Linked DNA regions of Homo sapiens: region 2 is linked to region 1. The links are chromatin loops, found by intact Hi-C in ENCODE. Cell type or tissue: psoas muscle. All regions are shown on one strand. Each heading gives the region's core, and the rest is flanking DNA. Links, peaks and the distances in the headings are about the cores only. Region 1 overlaps LINC01695 (long intergenic non-protein coding RNA 1695). Region 2 has its middle 57 kb from the start of LINC01695.

Region 1 (5,391 bases), core at 234-5,233:
ACAAGAGAGGCACAATCAAGGCCTGGCTTAAAGACAGTTCTCATCTCAGGTCAAGAGGGACACAGCTGGTGGTGTTTAGTAGATAAATTGATAGAAGTGGAGCCAAGGCATTTATAACTATAAGACAAGCACTTGTCATTACTGGGTTCCCTGCAGATGGAAAACAGAACAAGCCATGGAGGCCCCAGGGATCAGGCAGGGCCAAGAGGATCTGATGGCGGAAGGGGGAGCACATCAACAAGACCTTACAAGGCAACTTGCATGGATGCTCTGAAGCAACTTTGAGGTCTCCTTGATGAGGAAAGTTGGCTCAACCTGCTGTAGAGGTGAGTCATTTGTTTGAAGTTTATTCATATTTTATGGCCTCTTTTCAGGTGTCTGACCCTCTTTCCACACACACAAAAATCTTATTTACTTACTTTATTGATATTCCTCTGCAGTTGGAATACATTTATTCTCACCATCTTGGCTCCCAAAATCTGTGAATCTGATACCATTTCCTATTCTGATAGTATAATGCCACTCATACACGTTATATCCTTATTTCAGCATAATGTTTGATGGGATCTTTTCTGGTATCTTTTTTCACAATCTCTAACACTAAAACTTAGTGTGTCTTGCAATTTTTTACAAACATATTTTTCATTTATATCAAGAGGACTTTAATTTTTGTGATAGTATAGATTAATTTCATCAGTTCCCCCGCTACTCCGGGTACCATTTAGAACTATTCCTAGACTAAAGTCTGCACTGAACTACAGTAAATGTTTAGTCTAGTTTTAGTAGTTATTCCTTTTAAGGACAAATCCCATCATGTACTGGAGTTCACACAAAATGTTTTGAGTTCTGTAGATATCTTCCTGCTAAGAATTTTAAATTCCAAGGTATAATTTGGGGAGATAATTAATTACACCAACATTGTGTCCTATTGGAGGAAAGACCATTTGCCATTTTTCCCTATGCATATTCTACCTATGCTCACCTAATTCTTAGCAACTTCCTCTTGCTAGCTCCATTCCCAACCCAAGGAAAAAAGATTAACCTGCTTATTCAAATTCATAGATATTGATTGCACACAATTACTAGAGGACATTGCCATTGCATGCACAATCACTGGTTATATCTTCAAAGTGAGGAGTCTAGGTCTGGAACTTCTCATTGTCATTTTTTTTTTTTTTGTATTGTGTTGTAGAATTGGTAAGCAATGTTAGGAAGTCCTCTTAAATTTTGGTGGCCTTTCTCTGTCTTTCATGCTGTGTCTGAATGGGTAAAAAAAAAACCCCTCCAGCTATATGTTTTTCTCTCACGCAGGTATACCTGAGCCTTCTGCTCTCAATATCTAAAATGTGACGTCTTAACATGAGAGAGGTGTTTAGGAGGTCCCTTTCTGACTTAAAGCCTAAGTCAGAGGCTTCAATTTACTTTTTCACCAGCAGAATTAGTTGCAGAATCTTGCAACCAACAAAATGACCTTTATTCCTGTTCTGTTTTGTTCATTCGTTGCCTTACTTAGTAACCACTTGGGAGAGATTCTTGACAGTGACATAGGATTTAAGCTTTCCTAGCCTCCTGACTGCAAAATGATCATAATACCATCAAACGCTATCCCTGACTTCTAAAATTGCTTCAAACATTTGATGAGCAGTTCTGTAGTTATATATAAGTCAAATTTCTACGTTAGCTTTTGCTACCTGAGGACAGAGAGCATGAATTTTATTTCTTATCCCAGGCAGCAGGTATAGTGCTTGTACACAGAAGGTATTTTTCCAGTGAGTCAGAACATAATCCCAAGTATATCATTTTGAAATCATATTTCTCAGATATTTGAAGTTTCTTATAAGGAAGTATTTAATTTATAATACCCCAAAAGGGATTATGCTAATTTTAAAGATGAGGAAATTGAGACCCCAAGAGATTAAAGGGTATGTTTAAGTTTCCATGAAGAGGAAGTGGCAGAGTTGAAATTCCAATGTAGATATGCCCAGCTCTAAAGCCAGCTCTTGGCAGAGCATCGCTGTTTCTAAGCTAGCCCGAGGGTACAGGGAGTTTTCAAATTCTCATCCTTAGTCAGCCAACATTATCTCATGCGACTCCATATCAGTTCTCCTGGTTCTGGGCAGCCACTTGGACATTCTTGATGATGAAATATTTTGGTCTGTTGGCTGTTATGCAACCATAGTCAACTAAAAAATATCCTTATGAGAAAGTGTCTTCTCCATTATGCTGTTTATTTACAAAAGTCTTGGAGTAAGATGAGAGGGAAAAGGGGAGACAGGAAATCAAGAAGTTCCGTGAAGGCAAAGCAGGAACATTTGGGAGAAAGAAATGAAATTCCAGCATTTTATTAATATTTAAAAATTGTTACATTGTATTCTATTGGTAAGAAATCTCTATATTCTCAGGCTGGTCACTTCTGTATGGCAGAAGTCAAAGGTTGAGTCTCCACCTTCAGCAATTGCCTCCGGCTTGTGTAAAGTTTTCTCTCTACAAGTATTCATGATTGAAGGCTGACTAGAGAATGCGCCAGGAAGAAAATAAAAGCCAGTTCTATCCTGTGCCTTTAGTTATGTACAGTCTAAATTGCACATTAGACTTGTCTACTTTGAGATAATCCTCTCTATAGTTACGATGAGCTAATGGAGTGTAGAGGATTGGCTTTTATTGTTAAATAAATATTGCTAATTTTGGTCACGTTTCCTTAGTCTAACCATTCTCTGAATCATTGTAAATAAGCAGAAAAGCAAGGGATGAGTAGCAAACCTTTTGTTATTGTGTATTTATTTCTTTGTTGACTGTTATATGATTGAGTATATTTGTTTTAGTTCTACAAAAACAATGGAAGCAGTTTATTAGAATGCAAGCAGTAAATAGGGGAAAAACATAATTCAGGATGTTAAAAAATAGAAATACAAACAACACATCAGGAAAAAATTGTATAAAAATATATATGTCATAATTTTTTAAATGGTTGCTAAAATTATGCCTACAGATTTAGCTCCAAGCACTCTGGCAGCAAAAGAAGAAATGAGAAAATATATTACTTAAAAAATTTGTATCATCTAGGAGAAGCATACAACTTCTTTTAGTTGTTATTAGAGTGGCAACCATACCTAAGCCCTATTGTTTGTGTACATGGGTTCTTAATGTTTTCTCAATGAATGCTTTTGATTTGCAGGCTGCAGCCAGTTGAACTCGTGCTTTCTAGGGCTTTAGTCCCCTCTTCTATGAAGATTGCTCCAGACCAAATGTGCACCCCTCTAGTTACTGTGGAACACAACACATGAGCAATGGCCACCAGGTTTCATTTGAGATCACGTGCCATTGAAACTCTTTAGTGATACGAGAACCAAGACTGCTTTTTGTCTTCTTGCTTCCTATTTCTGTCCTATTTCTTCTGGAATTCTAGATAATTATGAGCTACGATTTGCCCTATCCTTCTAGATTACAATGTGATGAATTCCTGCTGATTAATTTATATCTCAAATGCATGGCATTGTGAATTGGTACTATTTCTGTTCCTTTGAAGGAACACCCAATATTTGAAATCACTCTAGAGCTAGAAAAGACAGCAAAGTAAAACAATCTGGTCCTGGAATATAGTAACTTTTCCCAGGGAACAGTAAGAGGGAAATATGCACCAAAGAAAAATTCTATTTTTTTTACTTTCATTATTATATACCTGAAGAAGATATTCTTATTTACAGGTGGGTAATTAACTTATAGCAATTCTAGGACATCAGGAAGCTCATCCTGCAAATTCCCTCGATTCAAAAATAATTTGAGTCAGTAGCTGAGGTTTCAATTCTTTCATTTAATTGGTTGAATCTCATTGGCTTTTTTTTCCAATCACTAACACGTTAGTGTAAATATGTTGAACAGATTCTCTCAAGCCAGAGAATTTGTTCAGAAAATCTCTCTTATATAATGAAGGACACACGACAAATTAAATAGATTTGGATGGGAAGAAGTTGGAAAAAGTGCGTTTAGAATTGATTTAATGCATAACAGCTGAACCCTTAGCTATAGGACAGCTCAGCCAGGGTTCTGATTAGTATCTGATTCAATGTCAGATGCATGAATGATGTAAACTTCTGTACTTACTTCATATCTTTTGAAAGTCCTGACTTGTAGAAAGATTTGGAAATTTTGAATCATCCCAAAGCATTTCTAAATGCTCATATACAAAACTATTATTTTTTGTATTTTTAAATAGCATAGAAGTCAAATGAAAAAATAAATGATAGAGAATATTACCTTAAGTGTGCCATATTATTGACCTTCTTACATGAAAAGTCATTTTCTAAAAAAATACGATACAAATCTTTTCTTTAAAACAACAGGAAACTTTAAATTATTTAAATAATCATACCTACTCTAAAATAACTAAGTGACTTACTCAAGCTTTCTTGTTAGGGATGTCTAACAACTCTAGTGAGTTACATATAGTAAGCTGTCTTTTATGAAGTCAAAATAAGAAAGATATTTCTATAATTCTTCTTTGTTTTCTTTATAACAACCTATATTATAAAAAACTTTATCTTTTTCTTTTTCTTTTTTTTTTCTGAGACAGAGTTTTGCTCTTGTTGCCTAGACTGGAGTGCAATGGTGCGATCATGGCTTACTGCAACCTCCGCCTCTCAGGTTCAAGAGATTCTCCTGCCTCAGCCTCCCGAGTAGCTGGGATTACAGGCGCCTGCCACCATGCCCAGCTAATTTTTGTATTCTTAGTAGAGATGGGGTTTCACCATGTTGGCCAGGCTGGTCTTGAACTCTTGACCTCGTGATCTGCCCGCCTCAGCCTCCCAAAGTGCTGGGATTATAGGCGTGAGCCACTGAGCCGGGCTGCAAAACCTTTATCTTTAACAGCACATGGATGGCTATTGACAGTTCATAAACAAACAAAAAATAAACATTTCACCTAAAGATTTGATCATCTGTAGGAGGCCTATGTAGTATAGTCATAGAACATTATGACATTATATGAGCATTATAAATATAAATTAAACACAGTCTTTAATATGATTAATATTGTCATCTGGCTTTTGTTAATAATTTTGATAACCACTGAATGGAAACAAAATGAGATTTCAAAAGTGCAAATAATGTGCAATTTTTAGAGAAGGTAAAAAACACAATTTCTTTTTTCCTTTAGTAGGCCCACAGCCAAGCCATTGAGAGACAAGTCCATGGGAGACAAATTAGCTCATGCAGCTGAGATGTCCTGGAGATTTTCCACAGCACCACTTGGCCAGTGCCTAGACAAGGTAATTTACCGTATCTCTAAATGTCCTACTCCCAAGAGCACATTCATCTTGCCTCCCCTTGAAGCAGATCCCTTGAAGAGTTTCATGTTTATGAACATGGAGTAGTATCGTTTGGCCAGCAAAATTA
Region 2 (5,391 bases), core at 211-5,210, 71 kb before region 1:
TTGTCTGTGTTAACCTAGAAACCAGAGTGGACATGGGAGGGAGAATTAAATGTTTAAGAAAGAAGGCAGAAAAGCCTCATGATAATGAGCTAGGTTTGAAATAATATCTTTTTCTAAATGCTGAAGTTGGAGGAAGAAAATCCACGAGTAATTGCATTCAGTGCCTATTGAACAAATTATTGGGTTAAACTACACTGGCAAGTGAAAAACTAGAGCATAGAAAAATTCTGTAACAGGCAGATGCATATAGGTCCTAGAAAAAAAAACACAGACGATCAAAAAAACCTGCATAAAAGTCAGAAGATTGCAAGAACTGATGTGAGGGAGAAACAACCTGGACAAGCTATGCAGTCACTAGGGAAGAAGATGTGGACAAAAGGAATTCAGACACCAGACTAGATAACAGCCAAAGGTGAGCAAAAGGGGGACATAGATAATGGAAACCTATTGCCATTCCAGGCATGAAGTTAGACAAGACTGATTCCATCCTGGAACCAGAAGAGGAGAGTTAGCCCAGCGGGTTCATCTGTTAGAAAGGGGAGCTTGATAGATACTCGAGGGCTTGCTGCAGGTGGAGGCAGGAAAGAGAAAGAAGATATGGAACGCGTGCTGGTATTATAATTTTCATTCCGGAAAACTCATCACAGTCAGTGTGAGTTTGAGGATTCTAGTTTGAATGAGTCCGTGAGGATTCTCAAAGAGAGCAAAAACAGCCTCTCTTTTTTCCAAGAGGAAAAAAAGAAAGCATTCTCTCTTTCTTTTCTCCCTCTTTTTTCCAAAAGAAAAAAAGAAAGCATTCTCTCTTACTTTTCTCTCTCTTTCTTTAACTGTTCTCACAGTCCTTGGGCAAGCAAAACAACAATCTATTTACAATCTTGCTTCTCTCAATTATGGGACTTTGATCTTAAGGTTCCAACAGGCAGAAGTGGACTAAAATTAGTAGCTACATTTTTTATGCAGGATGTGACAGTGGCCCTCCTTCCTCTTGATTACAGGCTTAGGTTTAATGAGAGAATAGAGTGAACCCCAAGGATGTTCAGGGTAGCTGACCTGCAGGCTCCCACTTGGTACTACAATCTCGAGCTAACAGCTTTCCAAAATTCCCCAACACCCCATTGATCTCCATCTACCTGGACATAGTCTTAACTCAGAGGGCATAAAACATGTGAGATGCTTTTTGGACAAGAACACTTAAAGATTGAGGATATTCAGATATCTGAATTATATTTGGTAAGTGAAAAATGCCACATACTGCCCTCTGGTTAATGGAGCATTTGAAAATTACTGAGGAACCATACATGTAAGAAGATGCACTTCCAACAGAAAAAGAATATTGCATTGTGTCCAAATATGGACACTGTAATTGTTCATATTTTTGGGGTAAGGTGTGATATTTCAATACATATATACTATGTGTAATGATAAAATTGGGGTAATAGCATATCCATCACCTCAAATATGTATTATTTCTTCATGCCAGAAACACTCAAAATCCTCTCCTTTATTTGAAATTATACAAAAAATTGTTGTTAACTATAGTCACCATATAATGCTGTTAGTCACTAGAACTTATTCCTCCTATCTTGCTGTATTTTTTTTATCTGTAAGCCAACTTCTTCCTAGCCTTCCTTTACCTTTTGTAATCACTGGTAACCACTATTCTATTCTTTTCTTCTTTGAGATCAACATTTGTAATTCCAACAAATGAGGGAGAACATGCAGTATTCATGTTTATGTGTCTGATTTACTTAACGTAAGGTCTTCTAGTTCCATCCATGTTGCCACAAATGACAGAATTTCCTACTTTTTATGGCTGAGTAGTATTCTATTGTATAAACATACCACATTTTCTTTATTCATTTATCCACTGATGGATAGGTTGATTGCATATCTTGGCTATTGTGAATAGTGCTGTAATAAGCACGGGTGTACAGATTTTTTTTGACATACTGACTTATTTTCCTTTGTATATATACTCAGTAGTGGGATTGCTGAATGATGTGGTAGTTATGTTTTAAATATTTTTGGAAACCATACTGTTTTTCATAGTGGTTGTACTAATTTACAGATATTTAATACAGTGTGGCTTTCTTCCACAATAGCAACAATTCATCCATCTCATCTTACTTCTGTGGCTGATCCCTGAGTTTGGATATGTGAATAAAAGACACACATAAAGACCAAATGAAAAGAGAGTACCTATGTTCCAAAGGACAAATTCCTGCCGAGTTTTTGGTTTATGTAATAACTGCGCTGGAGTCTTGTGTGCCCCACAATGTACAAGAATGCGCCAACATGACAAACCAAAAAGGAAGATGAATATTTTCTATTCAACCTTCCAGAATTCATGCTCATCCCCCATTTTCTCCTGCTCATATATCTTAAAAATTAATTCATTGATTTGTTTTGTCCCTTTCACCTTTTTTTCTTCAATCCTGGCTCCAATTTCCATAAACTTCCTTTGTAACGTGTTTAATGTGCACCATGTTTTGTATAAGTGCTTTTGCAAAATATGCATGCTTTGTGTACATGAAATTTTAATTTATATAAATGTATTGTGTTCATATATACTATTATTTTCATGCTTTTTTCACTAAAAACTATATTTTAAAATTCAATCATAGTGTTTTGAGTAATGAATCCATTGTTCATAACTACTGATTGACATTTCATGGTGTCCATTCATCACGTTTTACCTGGTCATTCTCCCAGGGTTAGACTCCCAGGTTGCCTCCCAATTCTAACACTGCGATGAACACCTTACAAGTATACCCTGTGAACCTGTGTGAGACTATCTTTGAGTCACGTATCCAGCAGGAGAATTGCAGAGCTGTGCGGGCTATATCCTTTCTATCCTGCATATCTAGAGAGAAGTAGATTTGCTCTCCAAAATAGCATTTTTCACTAACAGTGCTTGAGGGCTCCTATGTCCTTGAATTTCCACCAATACATGACATTCTAGCTTCCTAATCTTTGTTTAAAAGGTGCAAAGTAACACCTTGTTTTAATTGACATTTCTCTCATTACTAATGATCTAGTGATTTTGAGTGTGTCTTTATGTGCTGTTAATTTCTTTTTCATGATTTTTGCTTTTTTTCTTCAGGAGCATCTTTATTCTTGTTGATTTATAGACTTATATAATCTTTCTTTTTGTTTCTTTTCTGAATTAAATATCTTCTTCCATTTTTCCATCTGTTTCTTAACTTTTGTCTATGTTATGATTCATAGACTATAAATCTGCATTTTGGCATATTGAAAATTATCTTTTTTGTCTTACATTTGTGTTTTTGGTATTTTTGTTTAAGATACCATTCTAAGATCCTGCTACAAAGATATTCTATTACATTTTCTCTAGAAATTTTATGGTTTTTAATTGACGTAGTGTACGTGTGTGTGTGTGTGTGTGTGTGTGTGTAGGTGTGTATCATGTTATGTAGAAATCTAGGTTTTTCCTATTTATAGTACAAACCCTTTCAGAATTCAAAGTTGATTACAATTATGTTTAGGTAAAAAAGGATTTCAACAATATCAACACAAATATGGCATTTTCACTGAAAATCTGCAGTCTAAATAGGTACACAAAAAGGAAAGAGAAATACTTGGAAGATCCAAATTTATACCCTGCCAAAATATCATTATCTAAGTAACACTGTTTTCTATTTGATATTTCTAGAATTACAGACTACTAGGAAAACCTGAGACTTAGCTAGCAGCAGCTAGTGGCACAGGTGAGATTTCTTTCAAATCTCAATGGCTTTCATGTGGATGTTGACTGATGGAAGAAGAAAAACCTGTCTTTGATAAAGTACAAACAATTGCTTCAAGCACTCTGACTTCACCTTGACCTGTTTTCAAGTGATTAATTTCATCATATAAATAGCTACAATACAACACTGACAGGGCTTCAGCTTAGACAACCCTTCACCCCTGGCCCTCAGGCCTCAATTCCTTTACTATTTATATCTTTAGGAGCTGGCACCACTTTTTCTTGTAACAATGCAACAATAACTACTAAATCTAGATCTTTTTATCTTCTGCCCAACCTCCCCCAAAATGCTGATGTTCAGAGTATTGTACAGTAGACAGACAATCCATCATGTCAAATGTGCTGGCAGACTGGCTGACTTCTGCCTTTATGGAATTCAATGCCTTGCCAAGTAAATAAATATAGTAAAAAACACAGCCAAAATTAGATATGCCTTTAAATAAGTTATTATAGGAAATTTGCCAAGAGCTTTTTCTTTCCCGTCTCCCAGACTGCCTGTGTGTAAGGTCAAAAGGTCAGAGTAGATTCTGCCTCGCCAGTTCTAACATCACATCATCACATAGTTCCACTCTGCTTCATGATCCTTCCTGCTAATCAAAGCAAGCCTGTGGAGTCTGTTCGAAGTTACTGAAGAATTATTTAGCAATCCTGCCAGAGCTCCTCGCCTATTGTTCACAACCAGGAGTGTTATCTCATCTTTGGGCCAAAGAACAGTTTATCTTTCCTCAGAAAGACAGATATGAAAGCACTTAAGGGGCACACACTCTCTAGCCAATCATGAAAAATCACATCCAAAAGCTATTTTGCAACTTCTCAGCTACTGGGTCAATTTGTCCGATATCTAAATAGTTCCTCCTTTTGTTAAAGAAATTTCCTGCTTTGAAGAAAACATTAGAGATGAAAGGTTACAAAAACTTGGTGGAGTGAGAAGAAACTTGCATTGGACAGAACGCATAAGGAGATGCATTCCCTTTAAAATCAAACAAGGAGGAAGCTTTTGTTGCAGTTAAACTGATCCAATTTCCATTATGTTTAAAATGATTTTTGTTCAGAAGTGTACAAACCAAAGGTGTTTACTAAAAAACTTTACCACTTATGGTATTATTTTAAAAAAGATAAATAAACGTACCTCTTCTAAATATTTAAAACATGAAATATTTATCTCAAATGCGAATTGATTTTTGACGCTGATTATCAAGTAGAGGTCTTGACTGCCGCACACTGAAGTGTAACTGCCTTTCCATGCAGGCATGACCAGAGCATAATTAATATCCCACATATTTGAGGCACAGAGATCTAAAAATCTCTATGTAGCACTGCCAGGAGCTTGAAATCGAGGAGCGAAAAGTATTTGAATAGCCAAAATTAACATTGCAAAGCCCTGACTTGAAAGCCAATGTAAATCCTACAAGTGAATCCCATGCCATAACTCATCTGATTAACTTGATTTTTACATTTACTTTCCCCATTTTAAGCACAGAAAAGGACAGAGAGCAGGCTGGGTCCATATTACTATACTTGCTTTACAGATGAGAAAAGCCCAGACTTAATGAGGTTAACTATGTTGCCCAAGTCCAAACATTAAATGTTTTAGATTTTAGGGAATATGATCATAACTTGTTTAA

The links. A loop is a pair of places that touch in the nucleus more often than their neighbours do. Peaks named below come from ENCODE experiments on the same cell type or tissue, not always from the same donor. Only the 100,000 strongest peaks of a DNase experiment are listed, where the experiment ranks them.
Region 2: it touches region 1 in a loop (1.9-fold over the local background); 4 of 110 quality-filtered maps call a loop at or near these places.

The regions. Positions count from the first base shown.
Region 1 is chr21:28,212,113-28,217,503 of GRCh38, reverse strand. It overlaps LINC01695 (long intergenic non-protein coding RNA 1695), which reads left to right. Exons shown (of 6, transcript NR_126012.1): 3 at 5,156-5,264. Among named protein-coding and RNA genes, the nearest start is that of LINC01695, 14 kb to the left of the region's middle. In psoas muscle, for the core only: no CTCF peak of the experiment used is centred there; no DNase peak of the experiment used is centred there; H3K4me3 peaks cover 548 bases; H3K27ac peaks cover 1,715 bases.
Region 2 is chr21:28,282,768-28,288,158 of GRCh38, reverse strand. No RefSeq gene overlaps it. Among named protein-coding and RNA genes, the nearest start is that of LINC01695, 57 kb to the right of the region's middle. In psoas muscle, for the core only: no CTCF peak of the experiment used is centred there; no DNase peak of the experiment used is centred there.